Regions from separate parts of the Homo sapiens genome. Here all the other regions are linked to region 3. Evidence: chromatin contacts called from ENCODE Hi-C or POLR2A ChIA-PET data. All regions are on one chromosome and are shown on one strand. Each heading gives the region's core, a stretch centred on a gene start or an enhancer-like site at or near the end of the contact. The rest is flanking DNA. Distances are from core to core; before and after follow the strand shown.

Region 1 (4,832 bases), core at 1,798-4,297, 160 kb before region 3:
GATACATTTTGGTTGCCAAAGTTAATATAGAAAGCCGGTTAATCTATCACGGCTTTAGAGCAGGGTTAATTTAAGGAGGCTTCTAAGTCAAGAGGCATGAAATAACTTTGTCTAAATAGGAAGTAGCACCCTTTGAATTACTTGCTAAGTTACCTCTGACTTCACAATCACCTACCAAATAAAGGACTTTAAAATGCCTGTAATCCCAGCACTTACAGAGGCCAAGGCAGGTGGATCACTTGAGGTCAGGAGTTCGAGATCGGCCTGGCCAACGTGGCAAAACCCCATCTTTACTAAAAATACAAAAATTTGCTGGGCGTGGTGGTGCACTCCTGTAGTCCCAGCTACTTGGGAGGCTGAGACAGAAGAATCACTTGAACCTGGAAGGCGGAGGTTGCAGTGAGCCAAGATCGCACCACTGCACTCCAGAGAGAGACTCCATCCCCTCAAAAATAAAAAAAAATAATAATAATAATAATAAAATAATAAAAATAAAATTGCCTACAAAAGTCTCTCTTCCTTCCCATAAACTCTCTATTACATTGTATTTTACAATATTTAGAAACATCGTGGTGCCACATGTAATTTTTTATTTAAATACATCAAGTCTTCATGAGATTAAACAAATATTACGGGAACCAAGAAAACGGTATTAGTGTCAGACCAAGAAGATGGTGGGTTACCTCAGTATAAGCAAACATTCTCTGTGTTTGCTTGAAGTTCATACTGCACTCAGTCAGTTTGAAAAACTGACCAGGATGAACAAGAAACAGAAATAACAGTATGGAAATAAAACTACATGAGATAATGCTTAATTCATGGATCTCAGCTTTGTGGGCCTACTCAACCAGATGGCCACTTGAAGCCAAGAATTTTTCCCCAGCAAACACAGAGGGTTGGGGTGGGGGTGATAATAAAATGTGAGCAAGGCGCATGTTTCTAAAATAGCACTCTGTATTCTCTTCTATCGCTCACCTTTGAACTGCTTCTTAATTTAAAACCCACTCATGGTTATGCACACTTCTGTTTTAAGTCTTTCTGGTGATAATGTCTTGTGCCAAATCTGTGCTTTAGAAATCAACATAAGAAGCCATATTAAGTAGGGAGAGAGAAAGGAGGAGGGAGTTGGAGGCAGGTGGAGAAGGAAGGAGGGGGTCCTGCCTTGCTGAAAGCAAGAGCGAGTAATTCTTCTTGGCCTCAAAATTCTACATATCTGTGAAATTTTAATGGGGGAATATTCTAAGAACTTTGTGACATACACGTTCTTCTCTAGTGTAATTTTCCAGTGAATTCCAACCAAGTTTTCCTGACTGAGGGGAACAGAATCTGATTGCAGAATGTTTTTCAGTGCTCTAAAAGTCATGCATACGTACCATCCCTCTGTTTTATGACCACATTTGTCAAAAGAACTGATTTGAAGGAGCCTGTTCTTAATAACAATCAAAGTCTTATTGGTTTCTTACTATGTTCTCATAAGAGAAAGACATCACTAAAGTTAATATGCTGTTAAGCAATAAAGGAAATGTAAACAATCTAACCTCCTCCTTAGACGGAAGGTTGCTTTGAAATAAAATCTAAATGGCTATTGTTAATACCGGACAATCAGGCTCGAAAATTACTCCCTTTCCACAATTAGGTGATTGGAGAAGGATTTCAGGAGACCTTATTCAACCTTTTCCCCAATTGATTAATTTGTAATGTCAGACATTATAGGATTTGTTTAAATCTTAGCTCTAAAAAAAACTTTGCATTTTAAAGTCTTAGCTTATAAACATGTCTTGAGTATAAGCAACAAAGTTTACGATTTGGGCCCAATTTAAGAATACTGTGACTGCAGAGAAAAAGGGGGAATTGGTTGGGAAAGGTAAGGAGATCTTTCAACTCTTCCAGCCAATTTGGCTTAAGAGTTGGGGGCGGGGTGGAGGGTGGGGAACAGACTTGTGTTTGGCGGTGACTCTTCATTTTACTGTGAAACTAGGAGAGATAGGTGGTCACATTTCGACCATCAAGCCCAGAAGAGAGGAGAAACTCAACGTGTAATTGGGAAACTCTGGGGGAGGAAACGTCACAGGTTTGACAAGCAATTCAGTGCCATCATTAATAACAATATCCAGCCAGAGAAACATAACGAGACCCCTTCTTTACAAATAATTTAAAACATTAGCCAGACATGGTGTTGGCCTGTGGTCCCAGCTACCACCGGGAGGCTGAGGCGGGAGGATCGCTTGAGCCTGGGAGGTCGAGGCTGCAGTGAGCCCTGACTGCACCGCTGCACTCCAACCTGGGAGACAGAGCGAGACTCCTTCTCAAAAATAAACAAAATCAATATCGACCATTTCGCATTCAGAAGCCCAGTGGGCCATGGTCTGTGTATACCTTTTCTGACCAGTGGCGTCTGCAGGAAAGAATGTGGGTGCCAGTGAGCAAAGGTTCACGGTCTCCCCCAAACCTGTCCCTCTGAGACAGAAAAATGCTGGGGCTGGGGTCAGCCGAGGGGAGGGGACGGCCAGGCCACCGGATGTCAGGCCCGGTTTCCCTCCAGAATCTTGTAAGTCGAAAGGGAAGGTTGTCCCCCATCCTGGGAGAACTGGAGCGGAGCGGCGGGGGCGAGGGGGCCGTTACCTGTGGGTCTGCCCTTCCTCCCCTGCCGGGGCTACAGGGGTCGAGGGGCTGGGCGGGCGGGCCGGTCCAGGGCGCAGGAGCCGCCCATTAATTGCGCGGGGACGGCCCTGAGCTCCTCTTCCTCCTCCTCTTTTTGCTTCTTCACTCCCTACACCTGCCCCTCTTCCTCCTCCTTCCCCGAGGCTGCTTTCCGCGGCGCCGGCCGGCCTTGCCTGGGGCGGAGGCGGTGGGGGCGGCTACCGGGCGTCCTCCGGTTTCCCTAGCAACCGCGCCTCCCCGCCCCCGCGCGACCAGGTGCAGCCGCCGAGAGCACGGGGCGGGGCGGGGCGGGGCTGTGGCCCCGGGGTCCCAAGCCAGTCGTGGGCGCCCGCCGGTTGCCGTGGGAACGAGGCGGGCTGCAGTCGGGGAGTCAGAGCCACGCTGGTGGGCAGAGAAGAGATGCCCAAGGAGGAGGCGGTTGGCTTTGTCTGGGTGCCCAAGCCCAGACCCAGATATCCAGGCCTCTGCTCCCTTCCCTGAAAGGGTGCTGTGCTTCATAAAAAATGAGATTAGAAAACGAGAGAGGAAAATATTTTTAATGGAATCAGGGAATGTGAAAAGCGGTACATGCGAAGAGGAAAAGATACTGCAGTCCTGGAGTTCGACCTCTGCAGAGGACATCTGGAATGCTCTGGTCCAACACGAAAAAGAAGAAATAAGCGATGAAGCCAGGCACCCAGTCAGTGGCAGAACCGACATTAGAGCCCAGGCCTCTTCGTAATCAGTCGTCTTCACCCCCTTTCCAAGGAGAGAGGTGCTTAGAGGCCTAGACCAGGCCCTACAGCTTTGGAGCCAGGGCACCAGAACCGCTACTACCCTCACCTTCTCTGTGCCAGGTTGATTTCTTTCTTTTTCTTTTCTTTTCTTTTCTTTTTTTTCTTTCTTTCTTTTTTTTTTTTTTAGACAGAGTCTTGCTCTGTAGCTCAGGCTGGACAGTGCAGTGGCACGATCTTGGCTCACTGCAACCTCTGCCTCCGGGGCTCAAGCGATTTTCATGCTTCAGCCGTCCGAGTAGCTGGGATTACAGGCATGCGCCACCACACCCGGCTAGTTTTTGTATTTTTTTTTTTTTTTTAAGTAGAGACGGGGTTTCTCCATGTTGGCCAGGCTGGTCTCGAACTCCTGACCTCAAGTGATCCGCCCGCCTGGGCCTCCGAAAGTGCTGGGATTACAGGCATGAGCCACCTTGCCCGGCTTTGCCGGGTTGATGTCTGTCTGTGGTTCTCATGGGCAAAGATGACTCCCCTATTTACTTTGCATATTTAGGCTCTCAACTTGTCAACTGATGTCAAGTTAGGGTATTTTTGATTGAGTGGAGAGTAAGGTAAAGGAAGAATAGAAATTCTTGGAACTTTCATCAGTGCCCGGAATCCCTAGGTGTCTGTGGTTTGACCGTCTTCTCAACACCTCCCCTTCCCCCCATTCAGTTGGTGCCAAGTCCTTGGCAGCGTCACATTCTTCTTTCTATTCTTATCACTCTAGTTTTGGGCTCCATGACCTAGTTTTGGGCTCCATGGATTATTCTGAGGGCCTCCTGGTCACACCCTGGGCGCCTGTCCTCCACACCCTATCTTCACCATTTCCCCCATCCTATAAGCAGCCTACATCTAATGTTGCTGGCCCCCTGCTTAAAAAGCCCTGAAAGGTTCCTCACCGCCTGTGGAATGAAGTCCAAACTCGTCACTATGACTTTCCCTGTGCCCTCCCCCACAGTTTCCTTTCTTGGTTTTTCCCCTTCATCACTTCTTCACTCATACTTCAGCCAGATGGGACTATGTGTTACACACTGAACATTTTTCCTTGCCTTCACACCAGCTTCAAAGACATATCATGAGCTGGGCAGAGTCTAGACAAATGTACTTAGCTGAAGTCTTTCCACTGGGCACTTTCCCATCTGAACTTCGCTGGTCCTCCAGCAGACCCTAGGATCTTTTCATCTCTAGTAGCCCAGTCCATATTCTGTTCTTGTTCTCAGCTGATTATCAAGTATTCCTTAGTAAAGCATTAACTGATAATTGAAGTATTAACTGATAAGGATGTAACCTAAGAACTTGCCTCATGGTTTTTGCCTTTCAAAAGGATATGCTTTGGGCCAGGCATGGTGGCTCACGCTTGTAATCCCAGCACTTTGGGAGGCCGAGGCAGGGGGATCACCTGAGGTCAGGAGTTTT
Region 2 (4,313 bases), core at 1,201-3,700, 240 kb before region 3:
CTTCTCGCCCTGCCCCTCTAACATACTTTAACCTGTGGAGGCAGAGTGGCCACATTTCTTACCTGAGATTGCTGGTGCTTCTGGTAGAACTCAATCATGTTAAAGTCACCCAGGTCAACCAGCAGGCCTTGCTTACACATCTCACAGGTCTTCACGGCACCAAGATCTGCTCCTTAAATTGGATAAAGAATTATATGTACATATAACCATGGGTCTGTTTGTGTTAGCACTTTGGACAGGTGATATTTGGGGAGTGAACTTGTGTGTGTTATGAATTCTGAGCTTCAGTGACCTTCCTTTAAAGCCAGCCATCTTCTGTAGAAAATGACCTTGAATCTGAGAGCTGAAAAATTTCCTTTGTAGTCATCTATTATGCAAGCTTCATAGAAGTGAAATTCCCACGACTTTTAAATAGCAGATCTTGCTTTCTATTTAAATATAAACAGGATGGTTCATAAACTTGGAATTGCTGCACAGAGGCTAAGAGTCTGTAACACAGGTGTTTGTAAAAAGAGTGACTATTCAGCTTTTTTTTTTTTTATTGTAGACCCAACACAGGTCCAAGTAAATAAATTAGTGAGGACCAAAATAGATGGCAGAAGCTATTCTCGATCAATGGCTTAAAAATCTGCCTTTACTCCTGCCCAGGTAACATTGCCACCTGAGAACAGTGAGGGAGCGAGGGGCCAGGTGTGGGTACTAGTTACAGTAGTACCCAGGGCCAGCTCATCAGCCTGAGCTCAGACTCATCGGGGAAAAGGAATATGAGAAGGCTTCCTTTGTTGCTGTTTTTATAAAAACAGGCATTCTAGATCAGCATTTTTATCCTATTCCCCAATGCAAAAGTGGAGGATGCAGAGCTGGGCTGTTATGTCTAAGCAAACATTCTGCCAGACAGTTTCTCCCCCTTAGTTGCGGCTTTTGACTAATGATGTACTGGTGTTTATTTTATGCATTAGAAAATAAAAGACCTATTAGTTACCTGCATGTATTTGGTAAAAATAGGGCTTGTGCAGTTTCATACCTCCATTCTATTTCCCCACTGGGGATATAAAGAAACAGTAAATAATAGAGACTTTCAAAGGGCAAGGATGAACAGGAAGTAATCCCTTATCTGCATTTTGTTCGCTTGACTTTTTTTTTTTTTTTTTTTAGCGTCATTCAGTAACGCTTTAGGCTACCAAATGTCCCATGAGTCTTCCGATCGAATCCTACTGAACACACCCATACAAGCGTTGACATTTATGAGCATAGCAGCATTTTCATGACATGTTTCACAGGTAACTTTTTCTGTGTTAGATGTTTAATTGGCCCAAATTTCTAGGAAGATAAAGGATTGCATGGCAGAGTCGTTAGCAACCAAAATCTACTCGTTTTCTTCCCTCTCTGAAGGACTGAATATTTTGCTCGTTATATGGATATGCGTTTAAGCATCTTGATCAGTGGACTTATATTTCTTATGCTAGGGAAGTTGCATAAAACGGGCTCCATGGATGACACAGTAATATGATTACCCCACGTGTTCATTCTCTGATTCCATGGTGTGCTGTCCTTGGTGAGGGGGCGTGGCAACACCTCATGGGGACAGGGTAAAGCTCTAAGTCTCCCTGCAGCCTGGATAGTGACGGCTAAGGAGAAGGATATGGAAGACGGGGAGAAATAGGATCTGGCTGTGGGGGGATATGTTTTCAGAGATGTGTGTCTGAAAGAAGCCGCAGCTATTTTCTGATCAAGTTGCTCTTTGCACTGATGTTCCATGCATTTTTTTTTTTTTTTTGCTTAAAGTTGATCTCATTCCTAAAGCCATGCTTTAAAGAAACCTTCTGTTCTCTGCCCAGAAAACTACAGCCGACCTACCGATGTGGTTGTATTTAGGTTATAACCTGCTCAGGGAGTTGAGAAGGTGCCGCACACCCAGTTATAAGATGCTAGGGAGCTGACAAAATCAGCACATGGAAATTTCTTTATCTAATATGGTTCTAGACAATCAGATCAGCACTCTTATCCCTATTGCTAAAAGGCAGCTTTGTTTAGTTTCTTAGGTGACCCCCAAATAAAAGGAAGTAGGATGTGTGTGCTGGGGGTCTCTCATGAGGGACCTTCTGAAGTATTTTGCTGGGTGTCTGCTAGCTGGGCACGGCTACTGTGTGTCTGCTGAGCTTCCACCGCTGACCCACTTCTATTTCCTTCCTCCTGAGAGGCGATCTTAGCATCTCTGCTCAGGCCTCAAGCAGAGGTAGAATTCAATAGCATTTGTTCCCAGGAGTCTTCTCTCAGATAAAAGCAAAAAACAAAAAACAAACCAAAACAAAAACAAACAAAAAACCCCCAACTCCCTCCCATAGTTTAAAGACAGCTTTTATGAGCAAGGATCTGGAGCTCAGCCACGTGTCCCTGAGTCGCTGTTCTGCGGAGGAGAGTGAGCTGATGACAAGGCTCCGGGGCCCACACCGTGGTGCCTCATGTTAATTACATGTCGTGGCACGTTCACTGCACTTCCTTCCCCACCTACCTGATGTTATTTTCACTTTCAGCCACTTTTTCAGGCACTCTTGATGAACAAACTGCAGGCTTCCCACACAGCCGCAAGGCTCCAGGAGGGGGTTGCTTGGGGAACCCCCGGCTATCTGACAGATGCGACACAAGTCTCCCTCCTCCTCGGAGTCCTCCTCCAGGAGACTAAATGTGAAAACAAGCCCTCGTGACCAGGAGGCTACACGTTTGCAGTTTCTACAAATACCAGTTCCCAGAGCATTGACAGAGAAGGAAGAGGGCTCCTGGTACTCACCCGCTGCCCCCTCTGACCCTAGTGAGATGATTTTTGATAACACAGGCACAAATTCTCTCTTTTTTTTTGAAACAGAGTCTCACTCCGTTGCCCAGGCCGGAGTGCAGTGGCACAATATTGGCCCACTGCAGCCTCAACCTCCTCAGGCTCTGGTGATCCTCCCACTTCAGCCTCCCAAGTAGCTGGATTACAGGTGCATGCCACCACACCTGGCTATTTTAAAAATTATTTTGTAGAGATGGAGTCTCACGATGTTGCCCAGACTGGTCTTGAACTCCTGGGCTGAAGCGATCCACATGCCTTGGCCTCCCAAAGTGCTGGGATTACAGGTGTGAGCCCCTGGGCCTGGCTGAGGCACAAATTCTTGTAACAGGCTTCTTTGCAATTGTCAATACGTGTGAGCTGACATGGAGGACCAGCACTGCCACCATAAATCAAGAGGTAAAGGGAAATGGCTACAGAATCATTTTCAAACTGGAGTCAAGGCCAGGAGCCCCTCTCCCTGCCAGGAAGTTGGTGGGGGTGGCATACTGGTGAGTGCATGGGATTCGTGGTCAGGGGGCCTGGGTTTGAGGCCAGCCTCTGAAACTTGTGAGTTGTGTGACTTTGGATAAGTTCCTTAATCTTCCCAAGACCCTGTTTCCTCATCTGTACAATGAGGGTCATGGTGATAACACCACTGCCACCTACTTCCTAGGGCTGTGGCCAGGCTGGCTACGTGTGACAATGAGGAACCTGTTCTGCAAACTGTAAAGTACATCTAGTGTCTGGCAAGGTGTTGTGCACAGAGTTCACTTAATAGATGTTGGTTTAGGTGGATGATGAACCAATAAACCTGGACACAATCTCCCGAATAACACCACACATGCCAACAAATGACATCAGCATTCCAGAATGTAAGCGGCTGGAATCTGATGAAGATAAGAACTAACGAAAATGTAAGTAAAGATATTTGTGTCTAATAAATGGTGAGTGAAGAATAGCTGGTCGATGTTCATGTTGGGAGGTTTTAAGAAGCCTAAGGCTATTTTCTTTTCTTTAGAGTCCTCACGGGACTGGGGGCCATCTGGTCAAGGAAAGGAAACTGGCTAGAGACTAAAATCAAAAGAGGAAGAAATGGACATTGCTCTGGATGGAGAAATATATGCTCAATTTCTTGAAAGACTTTTTTCCCCATGAAAGGGCAGCTCAGTGTAAAGAAGCAGAATTACAGTTTTCCATTATGGACATTCTCAATAACTTAAAGACATTTTCAACATTCAGACTTCAATACATTTCAACATAATTTCCATATTTTCGTAAGTAATCAGGAAGAACATGTGTACATGGGAGTGAGTGCTCCAACTGGTGAAGATAAACTAGAGAGAGATCTTGCAAGTTTGAGAAGGTAGGCAGAAAAGTGGTAGAAGATTATTTTTTGTTGTTGTTGTTTGTTTTGAGATGGAGTCTTGCTCTGTCACCCAGGCTGGAGTGCAGTGGCTCGATCTCAGCTCTCTGCAACCTCTGCCGGATTCAAGCGATTCTC
Region 3 (4,753 bases), core at 105-2,604:
ATTAATCTAACTTTCTGGAGTTAACACCAAAAGATTCCATATGTCAGCCCTTCACCTTGCCATGTTAGCTGTATTATTCAAAGCTGCTCTAGCTCTGACTTTGCAAGCATTCACTGTAAAGAAGAGCTGTTGGATGGACATGTTCATATCCAGTTTCTTGTATTGTTCTGAAATTAATACTAATTTTTGAAAATCGAAGAAACTCCTGGATGAAGTGCTACAGGATGGGGCAGATTAAAGTGCTGTTATCAAACAAACCTCTCTACCTTGGAAGCGCCACAGACAGAGCTTCCTTGATTGATGTAATTTGGCGCATCTATTTCCAATCATGTCATCTGATTAAGAAGTTGGATGACCACGAAAGGTCATCTCAGTTTATGGAAGGGAAGGCGAGCCGGGCAGAGTTGGTAACGGTGATTGCTTCGCATCATCTTGCAGCACGCGATGATGTTTATGTCCCAAATACCTCCCACAGCCGACTTGCTGTTTTATGATAGGAGGGAAACAGTAGAGGGGAAGAAGATCTAGGTGGAGGGTGAAATATGACCTAACATCGTTCGACGAGGTATTAATGTGGTGGCTTTCCCGCCCTTGTCGACCAGCTCTTAAAACCACGCTACTTCTTAGTCAACCTGGCAGTGACAGAAGCAGCGCCACGACTTTACCTCAGGTTTGCAAGCTGTGGTTGGTGAATTTTCAGCCATTATTCTAAATAACAGTCTCGGTCTCCCCACAAACCCCACTGTTGTTTTGTTTTTCTTTCTCATTCTGATTCTCCCCACAGCCAACCGTGGCCTTTTGAAGTCGTCTACAAACTACCACTGAGAATCCGGGAAAGAATAACTGACACTTGTAGGCTTCGAGGACTCTCAGAGTGATATGTGCCTGAGGTGACCGAAGTGGGGGAGATCTAGGAGAGCATTCCGGTCATCAAAGCAGGAGGACAGGCCCTGAAATGGGCGCACGTGACAGCAGCAGCCACCTCGAGAGTGACATCACCCCTGAGGGCGGAGCCCAACTATGTAGGGCCTTGTCAGTTACCGAGCGTCCTCCCTGCTGCCCCTCCAAATGCCACCCACAAGTCCGAGCCCCCCGGGGATACGAGAAATGCCAGGACATCCCAGAGCGCCAGAGCCAGGGCCCCGTCTCTCCGCGCGGAGGAGGGCTGCGTCCCCACTCCCTCTTCCAGCCGTTCCCCACCCCCAAACTGTGGAAGGGGCGGGGGCGCGCGCGCTCCACCACGCACGCGCCCCCACGCACGCGCGCTCCCTCCGCGCTCGCGCCCCTCCCCACCCCAGCCCGGAGGGGGCGGGGCTGCGGGCGGCCTCAGAGGGTGCGACGCCCCCAGCGCGGCGGCGGCGCTAGCGAGCGGCCGGCGGGGCGCGGGTTGCTGGGCGCGCTGCTCCGGCGGGGCCCGCTGGCACAGCCGCCTCGCGCGAGCCGCCCGCCCGGCGGGGGAAGCTGCGAGCGCTCCGAGCGCCCGGCCTAGGGCCGCTGGCGCTGCCCTCCCGCCGCCACCGCCCTCCGCGCCTCCTTCGGGCGGCCCCGCCCCCATTCCCATCCCCCTCGCGCTCACCTCCCGGCTGTGCCGCGCGCTAGGCGGAGCGAGGCGCCCGCCGCCGCCGAGCCGAGCCGAGGGGCGAGAGCTGGCCCCCGAGCCGCCGCTGACAGGAGCACCGCCGCGGGCTGCGCTCGCCGGCTGCGAGGCCCCGCCGCGCCGTTCCGGGGTGCAGACTCGCCGCGGGGCGTTGGAGGACTGCGAGGTGCTCCGGGAATCGCGGGCGGCGCCGGCGGGCGGCGCGGTCCTCACAGGAGACCCCGGGGACTGGGGCTTGACCCGGAGGTGCAGAGAGCCCCTCAGAGCGGCAGGTAAGGGGCCCGGGGAGCAGGGCGAGGAAAGGTCGCTTCAGTGACAGGGTCGTTCGCCTCCACAGCCTCGGCTCCGGGGAGAGGGGCGGGGGCGAGCGGGGAGACGGCGAAATGGGCAGCGAAGTGCCTCGGTGTCCAAGGCGTGGGGAAGGCTGGCTCCGAATATGACACCAAGGCGGGCTTCAGAGGCGTGTGGGGTCGCCACTTGGCTGTCACCGAAGATGTCATGGAATTTGGTACCTAGAGCGTCTCTGGATGACGGGGACCAAGGATAAGATGCGAGGCGGATTGCTAAACGTGGCAGGGAATGTGGTGCAGAACGAGTTGCAAAATGTGCCCCCAGAATGCAGCATAAAAGTAGTTGCGAAATGTGCCAGGTAAGGCACAGGATGGGCTGGCCTCTGTGGCGTTGAAATTCATGGTCGAAGTGTTATTAGCGATATTAATAATTCCTCTGGGAAAGGAGGTGTAGCATAATAAAAGATTAATAAGGCTCATTGCTAGATATTTTGCCATAGGAAATCGGGAGGAGCTATGATAAGCTATTTTTTTTGAGGTAGAGAAAGTAACCACGTGAAAGAAAAAAAGCAAATTGTGTCTGGCTGTGAGATTGGAAAGAAAAAATAGGGCTAAAATAATTCCAGGTTTTGCCATCAGCGTGTAGAGCATTGGTACAATTGTATCCAGTCTTCATTTCCAGGTGTGGAATGTTTAGAATGGTCTTCACAAAACATAAACAATGATAATTAACATTAGGAAGAAGATTTGGTGTTTCGGGTGTCTTTCACTCTCTTCTCTGCTCCTCTCCAGGAAAAGAAACAAACAAAACCCCAAACGTCTTGACCATAATTATGAGTTAAAGATCATTAGGCAAAGGGAAGTATTTTTCGTATGTGCCCTTTTCCTGATTTTTACACAGGTGAAAATATCTGTAATGAGGAAAACAAAGCAGTGTGGTGAACAAAAGGGATAGATTTTCAGGCATTTTGAGGGGTTGGAGCCAGTATCTATCACAATGGTTAATTATAGAGAACGGCAGTACTAAAATATTCTTGTATGTTCTTGGTGTTGGGATGGTGAAATAAAAAAAAAAAAGAATACAGTAAATTGGCATAAAAAGCAACAACATGGATACTGTCAGTGGAGTGCTTCTTGCAGCATTTCCCAGGTAGATCCTCTTAGGGATGTGAGCACGAAATAAAACGTTAAACATTCTCTTTCTCCCTCTCTCTTGCTCCCCTCTGTATCTAGATATTTATTTATGTCTCTATATAGATATATGTGCATGTATATTATACATACATAAGAAATTACCAACATGCTGCAAAACATTGTGACTTCCATTTAAGAACATCTGTTTCGAGAGGATTGTCAGAACATAGCTGGAATTTCAGAAGTAACAAAAGACAACTCCATGATCTATTTAATGTAACTTATATGTATACATACAATGAGTGTGAATATACTATATAACAAAAGCAGAAATATGGAAATGTGTTCGTTAGAATGTACTTAATTATTGATGAGATTTTAATGTTTTATGTTATAATTCTTGTAAAGAAATTAAATTACATGTGTGAATGCTGTTCTCATTATAGTAATTTGCCAGATAATCTGAAAATTCATACTGATTGGCTTTCCCTTAGATCCAAATTCAGCCATTGAGGGATCATTTGCTTCAAAGACAAAAATAGATTTTCCTTGGTGATTGATTTTGGGTTTTAGTCTTTTCTGTAGATATGTCCCTTACCTTGAGAAGCTGTTGGGGCTGAAGAACAGAGGAAAGGGCCAGAGGAGAATAAAGAGAATTCTGTTGGGTCTTCCTGTTTTGTTCTGACTGTAAGCCATATGTACTGCCACCCCCTACTGTCTGTAGGAAGAGGTGTTACAGAGCCCGATTCTTTTCTTGTTATCACTGCCCCCTTGTGTAAGGGAAGAAATTGATAGTTGCGCTCGGGGAACCAGTCCTCTCAGATTGTTCTTGATAGAGTATTATGTAGATCTGTGAATCACCTATTTTCTTCAGAGTTGAAGGGCTTTAAACTTACTGTTAATCAGGCCTCAGATTTGGTGTCTATTTTAAATATAGGTAGCATTTGATGTTAGGAATTCAGATTGCTTAAGAATGTTTTTGGTACTTTCAGGAAGAGGGTGCAATACAATTACTACTACATTCTTCCCTTATTGTATGCAGGGGATTGGTTCCAGGACCCCCACATATGCCAAAATCCTTGCATGCTCAAATCCCGCAGTTGGTGTATGGAACCATGTATAGGGAAAAGTCGGCCCTCAATATACTCGGTTTTTGCATCCCATGAATACTGTATTGCTTGAAAAAAATCTGCATAGGAGTAGACCAGCACAGTTTAAGCCCATGTTGTTCAAGGGCCAGCTGTACTAGTAGTAACAGCTCACATTTATGTAGCACCTATTCTTTGCCAGTCCCGTTGTACGTTGTTTTAATCAGTTCCAACACCCTATGAGGTATGTGTTGTTATTTCTGTTTTACAGATGAGAATCTGAAACACAGAGAGGTTAAATAACTTGCCCAATACTATATAGCTGAGAAGTAGAAGAGCTAAGTTTCCATTTAGGAATGCTAGCTCCAGAACCTGTGCTCCTCATCAATATGCTATATTGCCCTCTCACTCAAGGTAGTATTGGCAAGGCATAATTAAAATGCATGTGCCCATCATAAAGCAAGTACAATAGATGTGGATAAACCTGGACAACTCACATAGATGTTAAGTCTGCATATATACAAAAGATACAGTTATTTGCAGTGTGAACATTTCTCTTTAGGAATTTGTTTTTTAACTTATTTCTGGGATTATGCGTAGAGGAGTATTAGTACTTTTTATGTGGTTAAGGAAATATTTGTGAT
Region 4 (4,910 bases), core at 955-3,454, 140 kb before region 3:
AATGGTGGTGCATGCCTGTAATCCCAGCTACTTGGGAGGCAGAGGCAGGACAATCACTTGAGCCCAGGAGGTTGCAGTAAGCCGAGATGGTGCCACACACTCCAGCCTGGGTGACAGAGCAAGAAAGAAAGCAAAAGTAAAACAAAGTTGCAGTGAATGGGACTGGACGTTTAAATGTCTCTTTTAAATGCACTCACTATTTTGGTTCATGGTTTACCACTCGTATGTTTACTGCATGAGGGCAGAACTGGTGTGGCACATACATTGAAATTCTACCTCTAATGTGAGATAGAAAGCAGGGGGAACTGACCAGGAACCTCCACCTTATTCCCAGTCATAGCGTTCCACTAGGATTCTCCCATGGACCATATTTCAGTGTACAAAATTGTCATATTCACAGAAAGTACCACATTTGTTTCCCCAACCATCAGGGTTGTATAGTTACAGTCAGTGCCCTGTGCAGTAAAGACTGGCAATTGGATGTTTTTCAGACCTTCAACTTAGTTCATTATGAGAAGCTGTCTAAAAAAACAAACAAACAAGCGAACAACAAACTACAGTCTTCAATTAAAGGTTCAGAGGCCAGGCACAGAGGCTTATGCCTGTAACCCCAGCACTTTGGGAGGCCAAGGCAGGCAGATCACTTGAAGTCGGGAATTCAAGGCCAGCCTGGCCAACATGGCGACACCCTGTATCTACCAAAAGTACAAAAATTAGCTGGGCATGGGGTGGTGCTCGCCTGTAATTCCAGCTACTTGGAAGGCATGAGAATCACTTGAATCACCCAGGAAGCAGAGCTCACGGTGAGCCGAGATTACACCACTGCACTCCAGCCTGGGTGACAGAGCAAGACTCTGTCTCAAAAAAAAAAAAAAGAGGTTCAGAAAGTGGACACCTTTTAGCACTATCTAATAGAAATATGAGTCATATAAGTAATTTCAAATTTCCTAGGAATAATATTCAGAAAAGTAAAAGGAAATGGGTGAAATTCATTTTAATAACATATTTTACTAAACCCACTAAATTGAAACATTGTCGTTTCAACATGTAATGAATATTTTTTATTTTTAGAATCAGAGCCTCACTCTGTTGCCCAGGCTAGAGTACTGTGATGCAATCATGGCTCAGTCAACCTTGAACTCCTGGGCTCAAGCCATCCTCCCACCTTAGCCTCTTGAATAGTTGGGACTACAGGCCTGTGCACCACCACACCCAGTGATTTATTTTTATTTTTATTTATTGTAGAGATGGGGTCTCGCTAGGTTGCCCAGGCTGGTCTGGGACTCCTAGGATCAAGCAGTCCTCCTGCCTCAGCCTCTGGACTACAGGTGCATGCCACCTTGCTCAGCTAATTAAAACATTTTTTTTTTTTTAATGGAGACAGAGTCTTGCTCTGTCACCCAGGTTGGAGTGCAGTGGCATGATCTTGGCTCACTGCAACCTCTGCCTCCTGGGTTCAAGCAATTCTACCTCAGCCTCCCAAGTAGCTGGGATTACAGGCACCCGCTACCATGCCCGGCTGATTTTTTGTATTTTAGTAGAGACAGAGTTTCACCATGTTGCCCAGGCTGGTCTCGAACTCCTGAGCTTGGGCAATCCACCTGTCCTGGCCTCCCAAAGTGCTAGGATTACAGGCTTGAGCCACCACGCCCGGCCAACACTTTTTTTTTTTTTTTTTGAGACAGAGTCTTGCCACCCAGGCTGGAGTGCAGTGGCACGATCTCAGCTCACTGCAACCTCTACCTCCCAGGCTAAAGCAATTCTCCTGCCTCAGCCTCTCAAGTAGCTGGGATTACAGGTGTGTGCTACCATGCCCAGCTAATTTTTGTACTTTTAGTAGAGATGGTTCCAGCTACTTGGGAGGCTGAGACGGGAGGATAGCTTGAGTCTGAGAGGGTGAGGCTGCAGTGAGCTCTGATTGCGCCACTATACTCCAGCCAGGACAACAGAGTAAAACATTGTCTCAAAAATTAAAAAGAAAAAGAAAGAAAATGAAAAACAATGACCACACCTCTATATGTGTGTGTGTGTGTGTGTGTTTGTGTGTGTGTGTGTGTGTGAGAAATGAATGTTCTTTGCTGGCAATCTGACATACAGGAGAAATTAACAGAGTTAATGGCTATTCTGGCATCTGCTCCCAAGCCACTGAGACCACAGAATTAGAGGATGGGAAGGGACCTTGGAGATCTTGTTAACTGTGTCCTGGACCCTCATTGCAAGGAATCAGATTCAACTGGCCTAGGGAGGGGTCTAAGTATCAACATTTTTAGACGTCCCCTAGGTGATTCTAACGTAGGGGCTGGGCTCTAAATGCAGAAACATCCCTTTTGTTTTATAGGTGAAGAGACAGGGGCTAACTGAGGTCAGTGACTCATCTTACAGCTTGTTAGAGGCAGAGTGAAGCCCGGAATCCGGATATTCTTCTCTACCCAGCTCACACAGAGGACATTTCCATAATACCTTCATCATGGGTCATTCTCTTGCTTAACCCCAGAGTTGCTCTCATTTTGAATTGAGACACATTCCTCCGCTTAACCTAGCTTAGACACAAACTTCAACAAACTTCTCTGAACCCTTACTTGCCAAGAAAATCTTCAGATCAGTGAAAACATTGAAGTGATTCTGGTCCGGGACCATGGCTGTAAATGCCTCCCATTTTAGACCCAACTGGGACCTGACACCCTATACTGAATATAGAGTTTAATTAGAGGGTACAGGGAGGGGCCCCAAAGAAGCAAACACTTGAGTCTGATGAGTCTCATTGATGCACAGCCTAAGCCAGAGTGACCCATTAACAGGGTCTCACACTCAGATATATCTGAGTTCAGAGCAGGTAATGCATGTGAGTAGTGTGGGTTAGGTGGGGGCTCTGGCCCAAGCTCCTCCTAGCTATGCGGGGAGGATGCAATGCAAGTCCAGTCCTTCCAATTTCTCAAAGAAGTCGCAAATTTGGGTTTTTGTTTGTTTTGGTTTTTGTGAAAAACCCTGTTTTGTGAATGTTGGCAACTAGTTTGATTTTTAGAAAAACACTGTAAGAGTCAAATAAAACCCACTCGTGAGCTATATTCTGCTTGTGAGGCTTCAGAATACATCTTTTAGATAAGTCCAAGACTTTTTTTTTTTTCAGATGGTCTCGCTCTGTTGCCCAGGCTGAAGGGCAGTGACACACAGATCACTATAGCCTTGACCTCCTGGGCTCAAGCCATCCTCCCATTTCAGCCTCCCGAGTAGCTGGGATTACAGACATACACCACCAAGGAATATGACTTCATCATATTCAATATCGAGTTTTACTGGTTTCTAAAATGTTGGCCTAATACCATCATGTAGGTTGAGCATCCCTAATCCAAAAATTCAAAATCCGAAACTTTTTTTTTTTTTCTTTTTTTGAGACAGAGTCTTGCTCTGTCGCCCAGGCTGGAGGGCAGTGGCACGATCTCAGTTCACTGCAAGCTCTGCCTCCCAGGTTCACGCCATTCTCCTGCCTCAGCCTCTTCAGTAGCTGGGACTACAGGAGCCCGCCACCACGCCCGGCTAATTTTTTTGTATTTTTAGCAGAGATGAGTTTTCACCGTGTTAGCCAGGATGGTCTTGATCTCCTGGCCTCGTGATCCGCCCGCCTCGGCCTCCCAAAGTGCTGGGATAACAGGCGTGAGCCACCGCGCCCGGCCCAAAATCCGAAACTTTTTGAGCGCCAGCATGACACCACTAGGGGAACGTTCCACACTCGACGTCATGTGATGGGTTCAGTCAAAACATTGTTCCATGAACAGAATCATTAAAAATATTGAATAAAATTACCTTCAGGGTATGTGAATAAGGTGTATATGAAACATAAATGAATTTCGTGTTGAGACTTAATTCTATTCTCAAGATAGCTCATTTTGTATACAGAAATATTCCCAAATCTGAAAAATATCTGAAATTCGAAACACTTCTGATCCCAAGCATTTCAGATAAGGGATACTCAACCTGTCCTTACCTTGCCTTAGACATTGTGAAACTGATGACAGTCAACACTGGTACCAGAAGGAAAAGTAATTCAGAAGTCCCACCTCTGTTCCCCTTTTAAATGTTACTCATTTTCTCACTTTCCACTTTATTATTTATTTTGGGTGAGGCACTTGTGATTTTTTTTTTTTTTTTTTGAGACAGGGTCTCACTCTGTCACCCAGGCTGGAGTACAGTGACACGATCATGGCTCTCTGCAGCCTTGACCTTCCCAGTCAAGCTCAGGTGATCCTCCCACCTCAGCTCCCGAGTAGCTGAGACTGCAGGCATGCACCACCACACCCGGCTAATTTTTGTATTTTTTTTTTTTAAGACAGGGTTTCACCAGGCTGCCCAGGCTGGTTTCGAACTCCTGGGCTCTAGTGATCCACCCACCTCAGCCTCCCAAAGTATAGGCACGATTCCACGACTCCCAGCCATAAATTTTCATAATGAAGTTGAAATTAAAGATTATTACAGTTCATAAGATCCATATAATTTATTTCAAAGTTCTTTTTGAAGTTGTGAGTCAGGCTTACTAGCATCACCATGGGATAGATACTAGTTCTGCTATACACAACTATGTAAGGAAAAATGTTTTCATTCACTGCAAAATGAGACGGAAGCTTACATTGTAGCACTGGGGCAACCTCTTAGCCAATGAAATGATATTGCAAATAAAAAGCAAAATTACTCTTACCCACATTCTTCATTTTAAGAAAACACCCTTGGATAAGTACATAGAGTGAGAGTCCTTGATTTGAACTAATCTAAGGTATTAATAATAACAGGTGAATGCTTAGATAATGATTTAAGAGTTGATGCTAATTTACCCTTTAATTGGAAGTATTTATAAAGCAAACATAAATGTAAGTTATTTGTGAAGCATATAAGAGATGAACAGAAAATATGCATGTCAT

Evidence for each region. A loop is a pair of places that touch in the nucleus more often than their neighbours do. ChIA-PET counts read pairs that join two places held with the same protein, here RNA polymerase II (POLR2A). Pooled maps may share reads with other maps.
Region 1: a map of heart left ventricle shows a loop between it and region 3 (2.2-fold over the local background). The contact joins the promoter of MARCHF10-DT here to the promoter of TANC2 in region 3. A Hi-C loop is called at or near these places in 10 of 168 maps with a recorded cell type or tissue (Calu3, IMR-90, PC-3 and 7 more) and 12 of 50 pooled maps. POLR2A ChIA-PET finds 5 or more read pairs at or near these places in 4 of 52 experiments (A549, BJ, MCF 10A and 1 more).
Region 2: a map of CD4-positive, alpha-beta T cell shows a loop between it and region 3 (14-fold over the local background). The contact joins the enhancer-like site here to the promoter of TANC2 in region 3. A Hi-C loop is called at or near these places in 20 of 168 maps with a recorded cell type or tissue (B cell, CD4-positive, alpha-beta T cell, CD4-positive, alpha-beta memory T cell and 14 more), 22 of 37 single-sample maps with no recorded cell type and 17 of 50 pooled maps. POLR2A ChIA-PET finds 5 or more read pairs at or near these places in 18 of 52 experiments (A549, AG04449, BJ and 14 more).
Region 4: a map of mammary epithelial cell shows a loop between it and region 3 (9-fold over the local background). The contact joins the enhancer-like site here to the promoter of TANC2 in region 3. A Hi-C loop is called at or near these places in 16 of 168 maps with a recorded cell type or tissue (Calu3, IMR-90, MCF 10A and 12 more) and 11 of 50 pooled maps. POLR2A ChIA-PET finds 5 or more read pairs at or near these places in 7 of 52 experiments (A549, H1, HEK293 and 4 more).

What each region holds. Positions count from the first base shown.
Region 1 is chr17:62,805,455-62,810,286 of GRCh38, forward strand. It overlaps MARCHF10-DT (MARCHF10 divergent transcript), which reads left to right and starts at 3,048. Exons shown (of 2, transcript NR_135634.1): 1 at 3,048-3,497. MARCHF10 (membrane associated ring-CH-type finger 10) reads right to left here and starts at 2,860. Exons shown (of 11, transcript NM_152598.4): 1 at 2,623-2,860. RefSeq lists a silencer at 2,749-2,898.
Region 2 is chr17:62,722,426-62,726,738 of GRCh38, forward strand. MARCHF10 (membrane associated ring-CH-type finger 10) reads right to left here. Exons shown (of 11, transcript NM_152598.4): 7 at 2,513-2,679; 8 at 63-172. The region is part of intron 2 of MARCHF10-AS1 (MARCHF10 antisense RNA 1); the gene reads left to right. Among named protein-coding and RNA genes, the nearest start is that of MARCHF10-AS1, 18 kb to the left of the region's middle. RefSeq lists an enhancer at 2,504-2,583. Within about 2 kb of position 2,451, at least 8 of the 41 ENCODE cell types and tissues checked have a DNase peak (open chromatin) inside an H3K27ac peak, as active enhancers do; they include B cell, CD4-positive, alpha-beta T cell, CD8-positive, alpha-beta T cell and 3 more, where a contact is called at or near this core.
Region 3 is chr17:62,964,881-62,969,633 of GRCh38, forward strand. It overlaps TANC2 (tetratricopeptide repeat, ankyrin repeat and coiled-coil containing 2), which reads left to right and starts at 1,355. Exons shown (of 28, transcript NM_001394998.1): 1 at 1,355-1,869. RefSeq lists a silencer at 1,242-1,431.
Region 4 is chr17:62,822,572-62,827,481 of GRCh38, forward strand. All of the region lies in intron 1 of MARCHF10-DT (MARCHF10 divergent transcript), which reads left to right. Among named protein-coding and RNA genes, the nearest start is that of MARCHF10-DT, 17 kb to the left of the region's middle. RefSeq lists an enhancer at 2,574-3,310. Within about 2 kb of position 2,205, at least 4 of the 41 ENCODE cell types and tissues checked have a DNase peak (open chromatin) inside an H3K27ac peak, as active enhancers do; they include PC-3, PC-9, Panc1 and 1 more, where a contact is called at or near this core.